Linked DNA regions of Homo sapiens: region 2 is linked to region 1. A link is a loop called in an ENCODE intact Hi-C map of the cell type or tissue named here. Cell type or tissue: heart left ventricle. All regions are shown on one strand. Each heading gives the region's core, and the rest is flanking DNA. Links, peaks and the distances in the headings are about the cores only.

The links. Peaks named below come from ENCODE experiments on the same cell type or tissue, not always from the same donor. Only the 100,000 strongest peaks of a DNase experiment are listed, where the experiment ranks them.
Region 2: a loop joins it to region 1, with 4 times the contacts of the local background. A loop is called at or near these places in 21 of 110 quality-filtered maps.

Annotation. Positions count from the first base shown.
Region 1 is chr5:10,983,157-10,991,503 of GRCh38, forward strand. It overlaps CTNND2 (catenin delta 2), which reads right to left. Exons shown (of 22, transcript NM_001332.4): 20 at 4,955-5,086. It overlaps LOC105374654 (a long non-coding RNA gene), which reads left to right. Exons shown (of 4, transcript XR_925791.3): 3 at 1,027-1,126; 4 at 4,260-4,367. Among named protein-coding and RNA genes, the nearest start is that of CTD-2154B17.1, 200 kb to the left of the region's middle. RefSeq lists enhancers at 4,441-4,942, 5,151-5,200. In heart left ventricle, for the core only: a CTCF peak has its summit at 4,926 (motif pointing right); a DNase peak (open chromatin) is centred at 4,915; H3K27ac peaks cover 3,385 bases.
Region 2 is chr5:11,179,335-11,187,681 of GRCh38, forward strand. The region is part of intron 11 of CTNND2 (catenin delta 2); the gene reads right to left. Among named protein-coding and RNA genes, the nearest start is that of CTD-2154B17.1, 400 kb to the left of the region's middle. In heart left ventricle, for the core only: a CTCF peak has its summit at 3,566 (motif pointing left); no DNase peak of the experiment used is centred there.

The DNA.
Region 1 (8,347 bases), core at 209-8,208:
GGGATGTTCCTAACATAAATAATAAATGTTTAAGGTGATGGTATCTCATTACCCTTATTTGATTGTTATACACTGTATACTTGTATCAAAAAATCACATGGACCCCATAAGTAAGTACAACTATTATGTATTCATAAATTTTTTTTTAAAAAAGCTTTGGAAAATGCTGTCTTGTGTCAGTGGGGTATAAAACACTCTAAAACTAGGAAGGGCTCATTGTTTGCTTCCAGTATTTAGGGGATAATGAAGTAGGATCACTCTACCTATAGGCCACAAGAGAAAGGTCAGTATAACCTCTCAAGGTCTAAGTTCACTCCACCCATGATTTTTTACCTAAGAGTTCACTACAGCTGTGCAATAAAATTCCTCCTGGAGAATTCAGCTTAGAAAGTGAGAGCCGAAAGTCCATTTTTCCATTTTAAAGACCATTCTGTTATCCTCTCTGGTTGAATGCATGTCACTCCTGTCTCTGTATTATGGTGCAAACCACCATCTCTCTCTGGACCATTGCTACCAAATCCTCCTCGAAGGCCCAACTTCCACTCTGCCCAGCCTGATTCCTCCATCCACCCTGTTACCAACAGTTAGAATGCTGTCTTTGTAACACAAGTTGGGTTCTGTCTCTTTCTCTGCTTGTAATGCTCCAATGCCCTTCACCCTGAGACGGCTCTCCACTATGGCCATGAGGCCCTGCAAGGTTTGTTTCCTGCCTAAAATCCTAACACATTTCTCCCTCCTCTCCTCCTGTTAAAGGAGTCCCAGCTTTGCCGACCCTCCTTCCTCAGAGCGGGCCAAACTTGTTTAGCTTCGGTGAGGTTGTCTTTGCTGATCTTTCTCCCTGGAACTCGCTTCCCTCAGACTTCAAATGTCTCCTCCTCCCACGTCAAGTGAAGTAACCCCTTCCGCCTGCACCCCCATCTCATTACCCTGATCAGTTTCTTCTTCCTACTAAACACAGTGCAGTATCATCTTGCTGGGAACTTGTTATACTGTTTACCTTATGTACTGTCTGCCTTCCTCTTCCAGAGCAGAAGGCCCTTGAGAGAGAAACAGTCTGTCCTGCTGCTACCTCCGTATGTATCCTCAGAACCTGGCACAGCACCTGGCCTCAGTGGACACCCATAGAGTAAGTGCCCCATTTGCTGAATGAATAAATGGGTAAACCTTAGATAGATCTGCCTTCAGAGCTATAATTTGCTGATAGAAAATGTCACTTGAGGAATAAGGTGAAATTTTGTTTTTTCTGTTGCTCAGAATTAAATGCATATATTTTTTAGAACGTTTGCACTATTGCAGTCTTGGCCTCCCTCCCTGTTGTGAAATCATAAACAGACACTGAGACGCTCTCACCAGAGGAATCTTAAAAGCACGAGGCACAGTTTGTGGCTTCTGAGCCTAGGATGTTAATACTGGAAGTTCTTTCCCCTCACTCGTTTAAACGAGACCATAGCTGAGACTGAATTACCTTTACAGACACGTGAGGCAGAGGAATTCACAGAGGCTCTGCCCTCATATGACCGAGCTAATAGTGGACTCACAGAAGAATGCCTTTCTATTTTTCTAACAGCCCCCAAATACCCAATTCCCAACTGAATCAACACATTGAAGACTAGAACGACTTTCAAAGGCATAAGAGGCCGGGTGTGGTGGCTCATGCCTGTAATCCCAGCAGTTTGAGAGGATGAGGCGGGAAGATCACTTGATGTCAGGAGTTCAAGACCAGCCTGGCCAACATGGTTAAACCCTGTCTCTACTAAAAATATAAAAATTAGCCGGGCATGGTGGCAGGTGCCTGTAATCCCAGCTACTCGAAACGCTGAGGCAGGAGAATTGCTTGAACCCGGGAGGTGGAGGTTACAGTGAGCTGAGATTGCGCCACTGCACTCCAGCCTGGGCGACACAGTGAAACTCCGTCTCAAAAATAAATAAATAAATAAATAAATAAATAAATAAATACATAAATAAATGGCATAAGAAAGACACTGACAAAAAACAAACAGACCATTGGATGAAAGGGTATGTGGGAAGTTCAGATGGGAAGGGAAAACCTCCAGGTGAATTTAAAACTCAGGCAGTGGAGCTGCTGGGATGCTGCAGCCCTTTCTTGAGGTGAACTGAACACGTGAGGTTCCCAGGCATGCAGGGCTGCAAGAACTCGCTATGGAAGCCGGCATGCCTGAATGAATAGCCAACTGGATTTCTCAGGGCTCTCCAGTGGCAGAGAAACACTTAGGAGAGAAGAATTTTATGAGGCTTCATCCAAGCTAGAAAATGAATCCAGAAAAGGAGGGTGGGGGAAGCCTGGAATAAACACCTAGATGGATCTGAACTTCTAAGAGCTCAGCAGAAGAGATGACAGCTCCATCAAAGAGATGTTTGCACTTCCAGCCCTCATAGGCTGCATTTTGGGGATGAAGCTTCCCTTGTGGTTTTCATATCAGAGGGAATGTTTTCTTGGCAGGGAATGAAACAAGGAAGATGGCAGTTTTTCAGGTTATCTTTCAATGCACTGAACTTTAAATGTTCCGTAGATTTGTTCTTGAACAAGAAAAAGCATTGCTTTTGATGTTGGGGCCACAAGAAATCTGATTTTGCAAGTAAACCCTGGAATGATGGGCATTTGCTAACATCCTGCAAGGTGGGGGTTGTAAACTCAATATCCCCATCAATATGTGAAAGACTGGCTTCCACCTGGCTTGGCTGGGGACTTATTCATACCACTACTGAAAGTGGCAAACCACCACTATCCTCACTTCTGCTATCCCACCATCACCTCCATCACCCTCACTACCACCACCACCACCATCATTGTTGTGATAATAACAATCGGCGTTTACATAGCACCCATTGGCTTTAGAGGAACTTCCCTATATACACATAATATTCAATAAAGATCTCAATGTTCTTTCTGGCTTGCTACATGATTGAGAGTGTACTCCTGAATTGCATTTTTAAGTAAGTTAGAGCAAAGCTGTTTAAGCCTCTAAATAAGTTTGAAGAATTACATACACTGAAATTGTCAAGATCCCTGCCATTTTCTAAGAAGATTAAATATCAGAAACATAGTAAATTTTATGTTTTATTTTATTTTGAGTCCAGGGCACAATTATGTGCCATTGGAACTGTTTTGACATAAACACGCACACCCACACCTGAAGGCCTTTTGAATGATTCTCTTGGGCAAGAGAGTTAAAGAGAAACATGAAACTGAATAATAATGCAGTCGATCTCACAACTGTTCCTTAATCTCAGTGTATCATCCCAGACAGCTGGTGATGTGGCTACCCAGGGCAATGATAACTGCACATTGAAAGGGTCAGTTGAATTTGGTGTCATGACTAGCTCAGCATAATCAGTACAAATGGGATCCTCTGCCGAATGTCTAGACTCCAGGGACTCAGAATTCAGATTCACAGCTTTCTTTGTTCCTGTTCATCTACGCGGCAACATGTAAGGGGAAACAGTGAATGTGAATAGTAACCTAGAGTCCATGTAATGAGTTAGGTTCTCCCGTTCAGGAAACGTCTCAGGAGCAGCGCTGAGGTGTTCCCTTGTAGGGTCTGCACATGGAGGCAGAATGTGCTCCTGGGGGCAGGGATAAGAAACATCCGTTTATTATAGTTTTCTTTACGCAGCTGAGCAGAGTTAACACGGAAAACACTGCCGCTGGGGTAAATGCATTTGCTATTAGAAAAATTTATCTTCGCTGTCCTGGTTTGGAAGGCATTTTAATAAATCATCCAATTTGTCTGCTCTGCTTCCCTGCCAGTCTACACCTAAATACTACTGGAGAACTGCCTCCTGCTCTTCAGATTCCTCTCCTAAGAGGGTCTCAGTGTCTGCACGGCGCCCTTTGCGCCCCAGCTTTATGAATGCTCTAACATGGCCTTGTTCTATTAAAGGCTCTTCCTCATAGCCTATTTTCAGCAGGGACCCATCTCCATGCCCATGTGGTAAAGAGGATGTGGGGTCCCCGTTGAAAGGTCCTCAGGGCTCCGGCAGCTTTGCTTTTAAGGTATAACTCCCTCTACAGCCAGAGCCCACATCCTGCTTCTTGGAGGAGGGCCATCCAGGGAGAGGGTGAGGTATGGAGAGCTTGGAGGGGGCTGTGAGTGCCTCAACAGAAGCATATACAGAGTGTACAAGACGTACAGACTATACAGTGACTTAAGGGTAAGCCCTGTTATCAGATGGGCTGGGCATGGCACAGTGGAGGGGGCAGAGACAGATACCCACTGTACCAATTCTGGCCTCCATAGAGTCTTGGCTGATGAGAAAGGAAGGCAATGGCTGTGACTGAGATCGTGAGGGATGACGAGCGTGAAAGATGAATGCCTCCCCAGGGAATCTGCAGTCATCAGCTCTAAGGAAGCTTCTTTGGGATATGTCACGTAAGAGGTTGTATCATGGCAAGAGGGGAAAATATCTCAACAGCAGTTTCATGCAGTTCCCCTTAAATCCTCCTCCTGCCCTCCTCTTTCCATTCCCCGTCCCTCCCCTCCCCACTCCCCTCTCCTCCCCTCCCCACTCTATTCCCCTCCCCACCTCCCCTCCCCTCCCCTCCCCTTCCACCTTCTTTTCAGTTCCCTCCATTCCTAATGCACAGGGCCTAACTACACTGCCTCCATCGAGTCCCCTCCCCAGTGGGTGATGTCAATGAGGAAGAAATATGTGGGAATATTCTCTCTAATTTGAAAGAATATTATGAGCTGGGCAAACAAGAGGAAAGGACCGATAAAACATGGGTAGAAAACATTTTATCTTAGTTATGCCTCTATTCTTAGTCCCAATTCTTGGAAATCATCATTATCAAGCTCTCAAGTGACTGGACAGCTGCTAAGTCCTGCTCAGCAGCCAAGCGCAGCCAGCCCCGTGAAGCCTGATGTCCCATATCTCTGCCTTGTCGCGGGTCAAGCCACCAAGTTCCAGGAGGGGGCGCGCGAGGGGCGCTCACCTGTCATGGCATCTTTCCTGGAAGTGTGTTCGCCTTTAGCTCCGTGGTAGGTGGCGTTGCTGCCGGTGCACTCGTAGTCTGTTTTCCTTTCTTTGAGGCTGATCATTTCCCGAGGTGAAGCTGGGGCACTTGCTACATAAAGAAATCAAAAGGGGGATTTTCTGCATCTCATCCCACAGCGTGTGTGCCTTCCACACAGTCAGGGTCCTCACTATGCATGGTCCCGCATCTCAATGCCTACGTGAGGACCTGATGGGTTTTCTTTTTAATTTTTATTTTTTGGCAGTTTTGGCTCTTGTCCCTGCCCCATTCCCTCACCTGTGACAACTGATGCTTTATAGTTAGAGGGCATGTGATTTGGAGGCTGGCAACTGGGGACCACATCCTGGGGCCATCTTCCTCAGAGAGAGATCATGGAGGGGACGTGACCTGCCCAAGGTGTGTGGGGCAGTTTAGGAATGAGACTGCTTTTGGTTTCTTCCTTTCTCTTCTCTTTTCCTTCCCTTTCCTTCCCGTGCTCCCTTCCTTAATTAGATGTGTTTCAGAAGATCTATTACTGATATTGACTAATCCTTGATTAAAATAAATGCAGTTTTACTTAAACACTGAGTCACCTAGAAACTGCCTTTAAAAAAGTCAGAGGAAACAGCTCTCTACACAGGATGATTTGTGGGGCAAAAATAACCAAGCCCACAAAGACCTTCTTTGTCTGTGGCTGGGGTGGGCTGGGGAGGGGCATGGAGGCAGCTCTAGTTCCTGCTAGGGCATTCTTGCTCCAGCTTTTTGCATAAACACCCCAATAATCTCTGAGGCCCTCCTTACACCTCAGCCACTCACTGCCTGTCTGGCTGGGAGGCTGAGCCCTGCCGTTCCTCTTACACCCATTTCTAAAGTGCTGGGTTGTAATTGGAGGATCCTCCTGGGAAATTCCAGGAGTCCTTAAAAAACTGGTACTAGAAGAGAGGAAAAGCTGAACTCAGAGGCAAGGAAGTCAGTAAAAGGAGGTTGAATTTTCATGAGTGACTGAATGGATTGGCAGCAACTCAACCTTCCTGCCAGTGCAGAGGGGCACTGGGAGAGGTTGGCAGGAGCCATGCGTCTGGGTGAGGGGGCAGCTGGTCGCGCACCCCACCCTGTGGGCACCTGCAGCTGTGTCCAGCTCCGCAGGAGCTCAGGTGCCGTGTCCTTCTGTCAGGAAGCTCTCCCCAGCTCCCATAGCCCAGGGCAGTGCTTCAGAGCCTTGTTTACCCTCAACACTCACTTGAGAATTTATGGATGCCCAGAGCCCATCCTGGACCTTTTGAGTCTGAATTTTCAGTGACGGGCTTCAGAATCCATATTTACTGAGCATACTTGGTGACTATTAAGGCTAGGAATCCCTAGAGCACTCTGATTTTTAGGATAAATCTCTCTTTCCTTTGCTAGTGTCAAAGCTCCTCCCCAGCCAAACTTCAGTTTACCTTCGAGCTTATCATTCACACCCTCTGTAGGGTCTCTTTGCTCCTTGGGTCTGTGGTCCCCCAAGGCACCTCTCATGTCACTGAGTCATGTGATTCAGTTTGTCACCCTTATATCTTCTATGTACAAATTCCTGTGCTAGCCACTGTGCAAGGCAGACATGCAGATCACGTGGCTCTTCCTGAACTTGTGCAGCTCTCAATCGAGTAAGGAAATGGATGTCCAAATAAAGTAGAATGAGAGGCAGAAGTGCCCAACAGACGTTACAGCCAAGTGCTGGGAAGATAAACATGGGTTGTTGCCACCCTCTCAAACCTATCAAAATAAAATCACGCCTCAATGCTCAGCTCTTGAAGCCATCACGGGTTTTGGATCCTGGATGCCTATTAGAATTCATTACCTGGAATCCTTTAAAAAAAATACTGAGGCTTGAACCCCACCCAATGCCAGCTGGCCAGAAGTCCTGGGTACAAATGCAATGGCAGACAGGGAAGAAAACCATGCAGCTCAGACAGCTGCAGCACCTTCATCACTTGTAGGACAAGCCTGGAGCTGCAATGACTTGATCAAGGACTGAACCTCCCTGATCCACAGTGACCCTGTGTAGGTGGAGAGAATGCCCAGGCTCTGCTGTGAGGGAAGAGAGGTTCCAGGGGAGAGGACAAAGGCTGGGACTTGGGCCATCTCTGTCCCGAATGTGAATCTGGGGAGATGTGAGGGGCAGCCACTGTGTCGTATGAAGATTGGGGTTCTGTTGCTTGGAGAGGGAACCTCTGCAAGAACAACTGAGTCCTTAGCAAGCTCTGTGCCCTGTCACTCAACTGGGCTCTGCATCCAGTTCCTGTCTGCTCGCTGGTTCCTCGCTAACCTCTTCCACCTGCTGCCCCCTTCTCTTTGGTTCACCATCTTTCTCTTCCAGGAAAGTCTCTCTTCCTGCCTTTGCCCTTTTGCCTCTGGGTCTTCCCTAATAAAGGTTAGCCTTTTATGAGTTACTGCCACATAATCATGAAGGGACAATATTTTAAAACCTGTTGACCACAGCTTTTAAAATTAGAATCCAATATTGCCCAGATGGTGGTGTTTATTAAACCACATCAAGTGTGTAATTATCTCCTGAGACCTCACACACAGCGGTGCTCCAAGTCTCTGGTAAATCAGGATTAAGTTCTGGGAAAAATCAAATCACGCAAACAAGTGTTTATTAGGTGTCTGGATGTGCCTCGCCTAGGAAGTCCTGAGGCAGCGCACTGTCTGCATGGCTGGTTGAACACAGCCCTGCCTGCTCGCGAGAAAAGGCTGCTTCTCTCTTCCAGCCCTTGCCGATCCATCATGTCGTTTCATTCTCATAACACTGATTGGCTCACTGTAATTCTTAATAATCACTGCTTTCCAAAAGACACCATCCATATGCTTTCCACACTCCATGCGCTTTATCTTTTTAAGCCTGCTGGAATTACAGAAATAAGAGGCCTAAGAGGCCACCTCCATGCTTCTGAGATGGGTGGACGTTTCCACAGGTACAGGGGGTTCCTGATCGTCACCCAGGGTTGGACTAAATGTGATAAGCAATGACAGTACACTAGAAGGATCAGCTTTCACAGAGCTGGGAGCGGGCCATTTATTTCAGTCAGATATTGGCCATTCATTTCTCATCATGTTGACAGTAAAGTCTGGCGTGGAGTTCTGCAACCATCATTCTCGCGGGTAGGGAGACCACTTTGCTGGGCAATGCTCTCTACCAGGTCCTCCCAGGTGTCATTTCAGAGAATAGGATTTCCTCAGCAGGGAGAGGGCAGAGAAGAGTAGGAAGAAAGCTTTCATAAATAAGAGCCTACATAGCTGTCATCTGTGTGGGTGCATATAACTTGTTATCCATCTTTCACTCTCAGAACAAAATCAAAATGCAGAAATCAAAATAAAAGTTTTAAAAACTAA
Region 2 (8,347 bases), core at 87-8,086, 200 kb after region 1:
AAAACAAAAAACAAAAAAACATAAAACAGAGCACTGTACTATATTCCTAAAACAAGGTTATCACAGAAAATATGAACCATGCCTTTAAATATACATATTTATCTCGAACTCCTGACCTCAGATGATCCACCCACCTCAGCCTCCCAAAGTGCTGGGATTACAGGCATAAGCCACTATGCCTGGACTAAATATACATATTTATCTGTACCTAACCCTGACATTCTATAATGTCTCCATTTTTAGTTATCTTCACAAAGGAGATAGGAGATATATTTGTTATAAGAGATATGGTTTTAAAAAATCATTTTCTGACCTCCACTTCTAAAAGTTAGTAAATTTGAGGGCTGAGGACCTATTGACACCTCAACCCTCTTATTAAAGGCTTAAATGACTCTCAGAATAGATAACCCTGGATATTATATAATATTTAAAAAAATATGTAATTGGCTTGGAGAAAGCAGGTATTTGTATTCCAAAATGATGCTGCGTAAACATGGAAGAACTTTTGGTTTGGTGCTTATTACATTAACCTTTTAATATTTCCTTCTCAACCTAACATGGGGATAACAATGACACACATTTTATTTGCTGGAAATAATAAACTAAAGGCTCTGCTCATTGAAGAAATAACTCACAGCAATGACCTTCATTGAGGGATCGCTGAGGCTAGAGCACTAATTCTGTAACTAGCAATAAAAACAGGGTTGATATGGTTTGCTCTGGGTCCCCACCCAAATCTCATCTCGAATTGTAAGCCCCATGTGTTGAGGGAGGGACCTGGTGGGAGGTGACTGCATCATGGGGGGTGGTTTCCCCCATGCTGTTCTTGTGATAGTGAGTGAATTCTCATGAGATCCAGTGGTTTTAAAGTGGGGCACTTCCCCCGCATCGCTCTCTCTCTCTCTCCTCCACTATGCTTCCTTTTGGCCTTCCGCTACGATTGTAAGTTTCCTGAGGACTACTCAGCCATGTGGAACTGTGAGTTAATTAAACTTCTTTCCTTTATAAATTACCCAGTCTCAGGAAGTTCTTTATAGCAGTGTGAAAACAGACTAATACAAGGGTCATGTGGCCTTAAATGTAATATGTTATTTTGGAAGCAGAGTCCTAGGTTAATATTTAAAGCATTTAAAGAAAGAAACATAATAGCGATTGGTTGAGAACTCACTTTTAAGTTTCACACACTGAAAGCACAAGCAAGGCTTATGTGCCTCACATATTGTAGAGTCTCAGCATCATGGTCCCTGCAAGCAGATGGGCTCCTCTGTTCATGTCCCTGACCCCCAAGGCAGGATGTAGAGTGAAGAAGGACCTCACTTATCCTGCTGGGGACAGGGTCTGTAACACTGATCTCTTTTCCATATTTGCCCTAGGGCTTAGCTGAGCAACACACTCTAGATCCTGCTACCTCGTAGAAAACAGTGAAAATGTGATCTGGCTCTTTAGAGAACCAAACTGAAATACATCACTCCTAACGATGCCAACTGGCAACTCCTATAAAGAGTTCCCATGTAGCAGGGATGCTGGCTCCCATCTGAGTTGATGTCTCTGTCCTCTTCAGAGTTCAGACAGGGCTGAGCACTCCCGGTTGCCTGAGGATGTGGAGCTGACAGAGTCTACTAGTATGTGGGCCCGGAGGTTCTGGGGAAGAACCAAGTCTGTGCACTTGAGGTCTGGGATGTGTTTGGGCAGGTTAGGCAGGCTGGGCAGAGGCTGACTGGTGGGGCAGGAAAAGCTCCTAGGAGGGAACTGATGTGAATGCAAACCAGCCAGCGGGTACCAGGAGCAGGGTGCAGTGGCGGGGAGGGTGGACCCAATGACTGGAGTGGGAGCCATTATTTGACTCGCCCTTAGCCCAGCAACAGAGAGGCAAGTCTCAATTCCCGGGAAAGAGGCTAAGGTGGGAAAAGCTCTTTCTGTAATGCCTGGGGTATAAGAAGTGCTCTTCAGGGATTCTAGTACAAATTGTAATGCAAGGGGCAGTGAGCCATTCTTTCTCTCTGGCTTACCTACTACCTCATAGCTGCAGTCTCCTGGGGGCTCAGGGTAGACACATGTGGGGCCACTTTGCCCGGGAAGCAGCAGGTGAGATGGCGACAACCAGCAGAGCACACAGGCTGTGCCCCGGGGAGCCATGGTGACCAGCTGAGAGAACTGCAAGCTCTAAAAGCACTGTGGAAGCTTCTGCCAAGCCCAGTGTATAGAACAGATACACAAAGAAGTCGGGGATAGTAGTGCTTCCAGTGTGGAACTGCGTCTGGTAGAGCAGGATGGTAGGGAGGGCTGTGTGATAGCCAAAAACCCAGGAGGCTCCGTGTGTATGTGTGTGTGTGTGTCTGTGTGTGTGTCTGTGTGGTGTGTGTGTGGTGTATGCGTGTGGTGTGTGTGTGTGTTATGTGTGGCATGTGTGTGTGGATGTGTGTATGTGTGTGTGTGTGTGTCTGTGTGTGTGTCTGTGTGGTGTGTGTGTGGTGAATGCGTGTGGTGTGTGTGTGTATGTGTGGCATGTGTGTGTGGATGTGTGTGTGTGTTATGTGTGGCGTGTGTGCATGGATGTGTGTGGTGTGTATGTGTGGTGTGTGTGGAGGCTATGTGTGTGGTGTGTGTGTGGGGGGGTGCGTGGTATCTGTGTAGTATGTGTGTGGTGTGTGTGTAGTATGTGTGTGGTGTGTGGGTGTGTGTGGCGTGTGTGATGTATGTGTGGTGTGTGTGGGGTGTGTGTGGGGGGTGTGTGTGGTGTGTGTGGTATGTGTGGGGTGTGTGTGGATGGAGTGTGTGTGTGGTGTGTGTGTGGATGGGGTGTGTGTGTGTGGATGGGGTGTGTGTGTGGTGTGAGTGGGCGTGTGGTGTGTGTGGGGTATGTGTGTGTGGGTGTGTGTGTAGTGTGTGTGTGGTATATGTGTGTGGTGTGTACGTGTGTAGTGTGTGCATGCACACACCCGGGCATGTATGTTCATGCCTGCATGTGCTGGTCTGTGTGGGTATGCCTACATTGCACAGGTATGTTTGCATGCACCCACCTTCGTGTGCACATCTAAGAGTGTGCACACCTGTATATATATGTCTGTGTGTGCAAGTAAAGTTAGTGACTTAGTTTTTGGAGGAGAGGGATGGATGTGAGACACTTGGTTTTAAGTAAATTTGCCTCAACTTCAACCTCTCTCTTCCCCCATCCATGTCTAGGTAGCTTTTCCACTGCCCACGATGGCTTCAAAACTCTTAATTGCAGGTGATTGCCCTCAACTTCCCGCCCTCAACTTCCCACCCGCAACTCTTACTACTAGCCATGTCCCCCAAGGATTGGGTAATACTATCTTTGTATAAAAGAGATACAGCAAAAGAAACTGGCAACAGTCAATGGGGAGAAGCAATGCCAAGGGTAGCTGTGGGCTGTTGTCCTTGCAAATTTCATATGACTGACAGACTTTCTGTGGCCTAATGATTTTTTAAAAGGTAATTTGCATAGATATAGCTGTTTCCATAGCAACTCAGATTGTGTTTCATTACACTGCAGCCCTAATGGCAAGCAGCTTTAGGAAAGCTACCTAGAGATGGTGAGGGAGCCCCCTGGAGGTAAAGGGAATTTTAGTAAGATCCTGGTATTTGGAGTTTGGATCAGCAAATTTTAGAGATATTCCTTTCCATTCACTAAGCATGTGGCTTATCTAATCAGACATAGTGTTTGCTTTTGGGAGAGTTGCCCTTCTGAGATCACCTGATCATTTCCTTCTTTTCAATCCCATTTTCATTAGATTCAAATTATAAATACCTAGCCATGCTCAATGTGAAGTTTATACATGACAAAAAAATTTCACATCTGTGTTTATACACTTCAATAACTAAGTTAATAGCAAGGGCAGTTTTGCAGAAAATTATTAAATTGATAGACTGCTTGAAAATCCTAAATGATCCATGTTCATCTCATAACTACAACTGTATGTTAAATACAAATTTCTATCTCCTGTTAATTTAACGAAGCCTTAGGAAGTCTCCTGAAAAAGGCATGGAAAGTAAGGCATATTAACATGCCCCTCCACCCATACGTGTCCTTAATAAAGGATGCACGTGATTGGCTGTGCATAAGTGATTACACAGATCAGAAAATGCCCCAAGGTCAAAAGTAGAGAGGATGGCATCGACACTCTCCAGCTAGCGGGTACAGATACCCAGCAGCTAAGGCCCCACTGCTAAAGAAGAGCAAATCAATTTAGTTTCTTTTTTTTTTGGTTTTTTTTTTTTTGAGACCAAGTTTTGCTCCTGTTGCCCAGGCTAGAGTGCAGTGGTGCAATCTCAGCTCACTGCAACCTCCGCCTCCTGGGTTCAAGTGATTCTCCTGCCTCAGCCTCCTGACTAGCTGAGATTACAGGTGCCTGCCACCGTGCCTGGCTAATTTTTTGTATTTTTAGTAGAGACAGGGTTTTATCATGTTGGCCAGGCTGGTCTCGAACCCCTGACCTCAAGTGATCCAATTGCCTCGGCCTCCCAAAGTGCTGGGATTACAGGCTTGAGCCACCGCGCCTGGCCTAGTTTTGTGTACTCTCTCTCTTTCTCACTCGCTCATGCTGTCTCTCTCTGTCCCTCCCTCTTTCTCTTTCTCTCAAACTCTTTTCTTTCATTACCACAAGCATGCGTAGAACCAATATAAAATTAAACATCTGCTTCAAAACTGCAAACTCACTTAAAAGGCAAAGACTGAAACATAACAAAAACCGCTAAAGTTAATGTCCAAGACTTCTTTTGGTTAATAAAAGTGTTTCTGAATGCTTTGAAATCAGTATCTCGCAGTCTTAGATTTCCATGCATATTACTGCCTCTCACTAACGATGGAGGGGAATAATTTTTAAGAATAAAGGATGGGGGATGGTTCTTTCTAATCTAAAAAGAATCATTTGACATAAAATGTGAGAAATGAAAGTAGCCTTTTTTCTACTGATACCTGTGAATGCAAATGTGGTTCACTGTTAAGTATATCTGGAAACCAGATAAGAGCGCATGTTTATGTTTGCTTTTAATTAACTGCACAGATAAGCCTCAGAAAATAAATTTGTGAACAGAGCAGGTATGCCACTTGAAAACAGAATTGCACTTATGAATTAAAATCCATTTTCTCAAAAAAAAATCCAACATGCATGAAAGCCAAATACTATGTAGGGCAAGCAGCTCTTTTAACTAATATGTATCATAATTTTAAGTGCTAACTGTGTTTGCTATAGACTGCTGTACTTGAAGTACTGAATGCTTTTATGCTCAAGGTTCCATGGTTTTTAAATTGCCTGAAAATATGTCCTAACTTTTAAGTTGGCCGACTGTCATTTGCATAGTAGATTAATCCTTGTTCACTATTGTGAATTAATAGTCTGTGGAATTATTTTGTCTCATCAACGAGGACACAGCTGACTCTGGGTGTGTCCCTAGCAATTTTTGTGTGAAGTGAATCAAGTTATGTAGAAACTTATCAAGCACGTTCCTCATTATTCCTTCCACCCAAAGGCCCTTAACTTCTAGAAGAATTGTAGATTAAAAGGCAAATATGGATGGAAGGAGAAGACCAGACTGTTTGAACCCGCAGCACTCGGACTCAATGCAAGGAGAGTGGCAAGCAGATATGCAGAAGGAAGCTGCTTTGCGCAGGAGTGCTTGTGCCTTAGTCTGAGCAGGTGTGCAAGAACACACATGCCCACCCCTGCATGCACACGGATGACTCAGTTCTCAATCCATTCTTATTAAAGAAGCATGCAAAGAGAGTTTGCCCCTGTAACCTTCGTGGCCCATGTTTTATTCTCCTGCTCCCATTACCTGCACGCCAAACCCATATGCATCTTTAAAACCCATTTCAAATGTTGCTTTCTTCATAAAGTCTTCCTTGATCTCTTCAACTGAAGTTTCTCTTTCCTCCTCTAAGCTCCTCTGGCCCTCTCTCCATGCTTTTCTTATAGAACAGTTCTCTATCTCCCTCTCCCTAACTCAGTGGACTGCTCCTGGAGAACAGAGCTCACATCTACATCATTTCCATATGCTCTTGTCTACCCTGACTGAGCAACCTTGTAGTGCTGCTCAGGCATCTATTGTGAACTGGAGAAGAAAGAAGGAAGACAAGAAGGTCACCTTCTAAGCAGTCCCATTTCCTGACTTCTCTGGGATTACAGGCCTCATGATACAGGCTCCTATTTTAGGAAACCACTTCACAGAGATTCTTCTTCTGGGCATTCCCTGGGGATGGCACACAGTTGATGTACACAGCTGCCATGATGGCAACGACAACAGCCGTCATGATGGAAGAGCGAGTTGCTAAGTGAAAAGAGTTTTGCATGTGCAAAACTGAAGCTTCTCCTCCTCTAGGCTGAGTTTCATCCTCTAACGGATAACCAAAAAGGAAGTTTATTTCAAACGTTTCATCAGGAATGACAAACAAAAACATCTGTTGGAAAGGAAACCAGGTGTTGGGCAAGGGATGTAGACGTTATATAATTTGGTGTTCTCCTCCAGGATCCAGTGGGGATTGCTATGTTGTGTTCGTTAACACTAGTTAATGTAATTTTTGTGATAATTGTAGAGCAAATAGAGCAAACTCTCAAATATAATTAGGGAAAAGTGTTTCTAATTAACTTGTAACTCGTGAGTTGCAAAGTAAAGCCACAAATCAGTTATGCATTGTCAGACCTAACAAATGGAAATGCGCTGTACATTTCAATCTCGGCAAATACAAAACAAAGCACAAAGACCCAGAAAAACTTTCCTTTAAGCCTTTATACAATTTTGGCATGCTCTGAAATGTAATTAGAGATAAGCACAGATACATCTCACGTCACCAGCCCTAATGATCACGGAGGTGAAAACTGAAGGCAACTTCAGACGGTTCAAGAACATCCAACATTTTACTGCTGCAGAATGTAAAATGGATCATGCTCACAAAACACTCTCTGATCGGTGTACAGAAGGTTCTGATGAAACTTCACAAGGTTTCATAGGGAAGTAAAGGACTATAATATATGCAAGCTCCACCCCAGTTAACACTGCCATCAGTAACAGTTGCTTACTGCTGGCTGTAAGTCAGAGGGGGATACAGGAAATTTCTTCTATATCCAGTGGAAGCGATTCCACTTATTTTCTCTCTCACTTGAGGAAGCACACTGTAATATGAGGTAACCTCAAATTCATTCTAATTTGAAAAAAGTGATAAACGGGCCATATATTTTCATTGGATAGTGTAGTTACCATTAGCGTCAAATTATTTTGGCGTCTCTCAAAACACATCCATGTCTCCTAATCCTCCACCCCTCTGCAGTCCACTGTAATTGTTGGTCCTGTTAAAGTAGAAAGTGGTGTTTCTCAAACATGCATGATCCTAAGAACCTCGAGAGGGTATTGCTAAATGTGTGGATTCCCAAGCTATTATCGTGAAAATCTAGGGTCCAGAAATATGTATTGTTTTATCAAGTGCCTCCAAAGAAACTCTTATGATTGGAGAAACTGGAAAATCACTGGTGTAAAGCAGACTGGCTTTGGAAATCAAGGACTACACTAGTACCACAGACCAGCTGTGACTTTAAGCATGCCCCTTACATCCAACCTCACAGGACCTCAGGAGTATTCAAGGCAATGATAGACTGGACGGTACGTAGCACTATGACCGGTAAGTGTGGGTGTTCGTAAATGTATGCTTATCTCTTCTTGGTCCACAAGAAAGAAATGCAGAGAATACCTGGATTCTCAGGTTAGGCACATTGGACAACAATAAGAATGTAAAACACAGGAAATAATGTGACATATTGGCTCTAGAGGCATCTGCAAAGTCCTACTCTGTGACAAAGGTAATAAAGAAGGGGTATTAAGCTTGACTTACCCATATATAAATGTTAGCAGTCTAATCTTACCATAGCACAACTAACTACAACTCCCTTAAAAAGACTGTTTATGAGAAACAGAGACAAATGGGACAGAATAGAGAACTCAGAAAGAAGACTGCACATCTACAACCATCTGATCTTTGACAAACCTAACAAAAACAAGCAACAGGGAAAGGACTCCCTATTTAATAAATGGTGCTGGGAGAACTGGCTAGACATATGCAGAAAATTGAAACTGGACCGCTTCCTTACACCTTACACAAAAATTAACTCAGGATGGATTAAAGACTTAAATGTAAAACCCAAAACTATAAAAAACCCTAGAAGAAAACCTAGGCAATACCATTCAGGACATAGGCACGGGTAAAGATTTCATGACGAATACATCAAAAGCAATTGCCACAAAAGCAAAAATTGACAAATGGGATCTAATTAAGCTAAAGAGCTTCTGCACAGCAAAAGAAACTATCATCAGAGTGAACAGGCAACCTACAGAATGG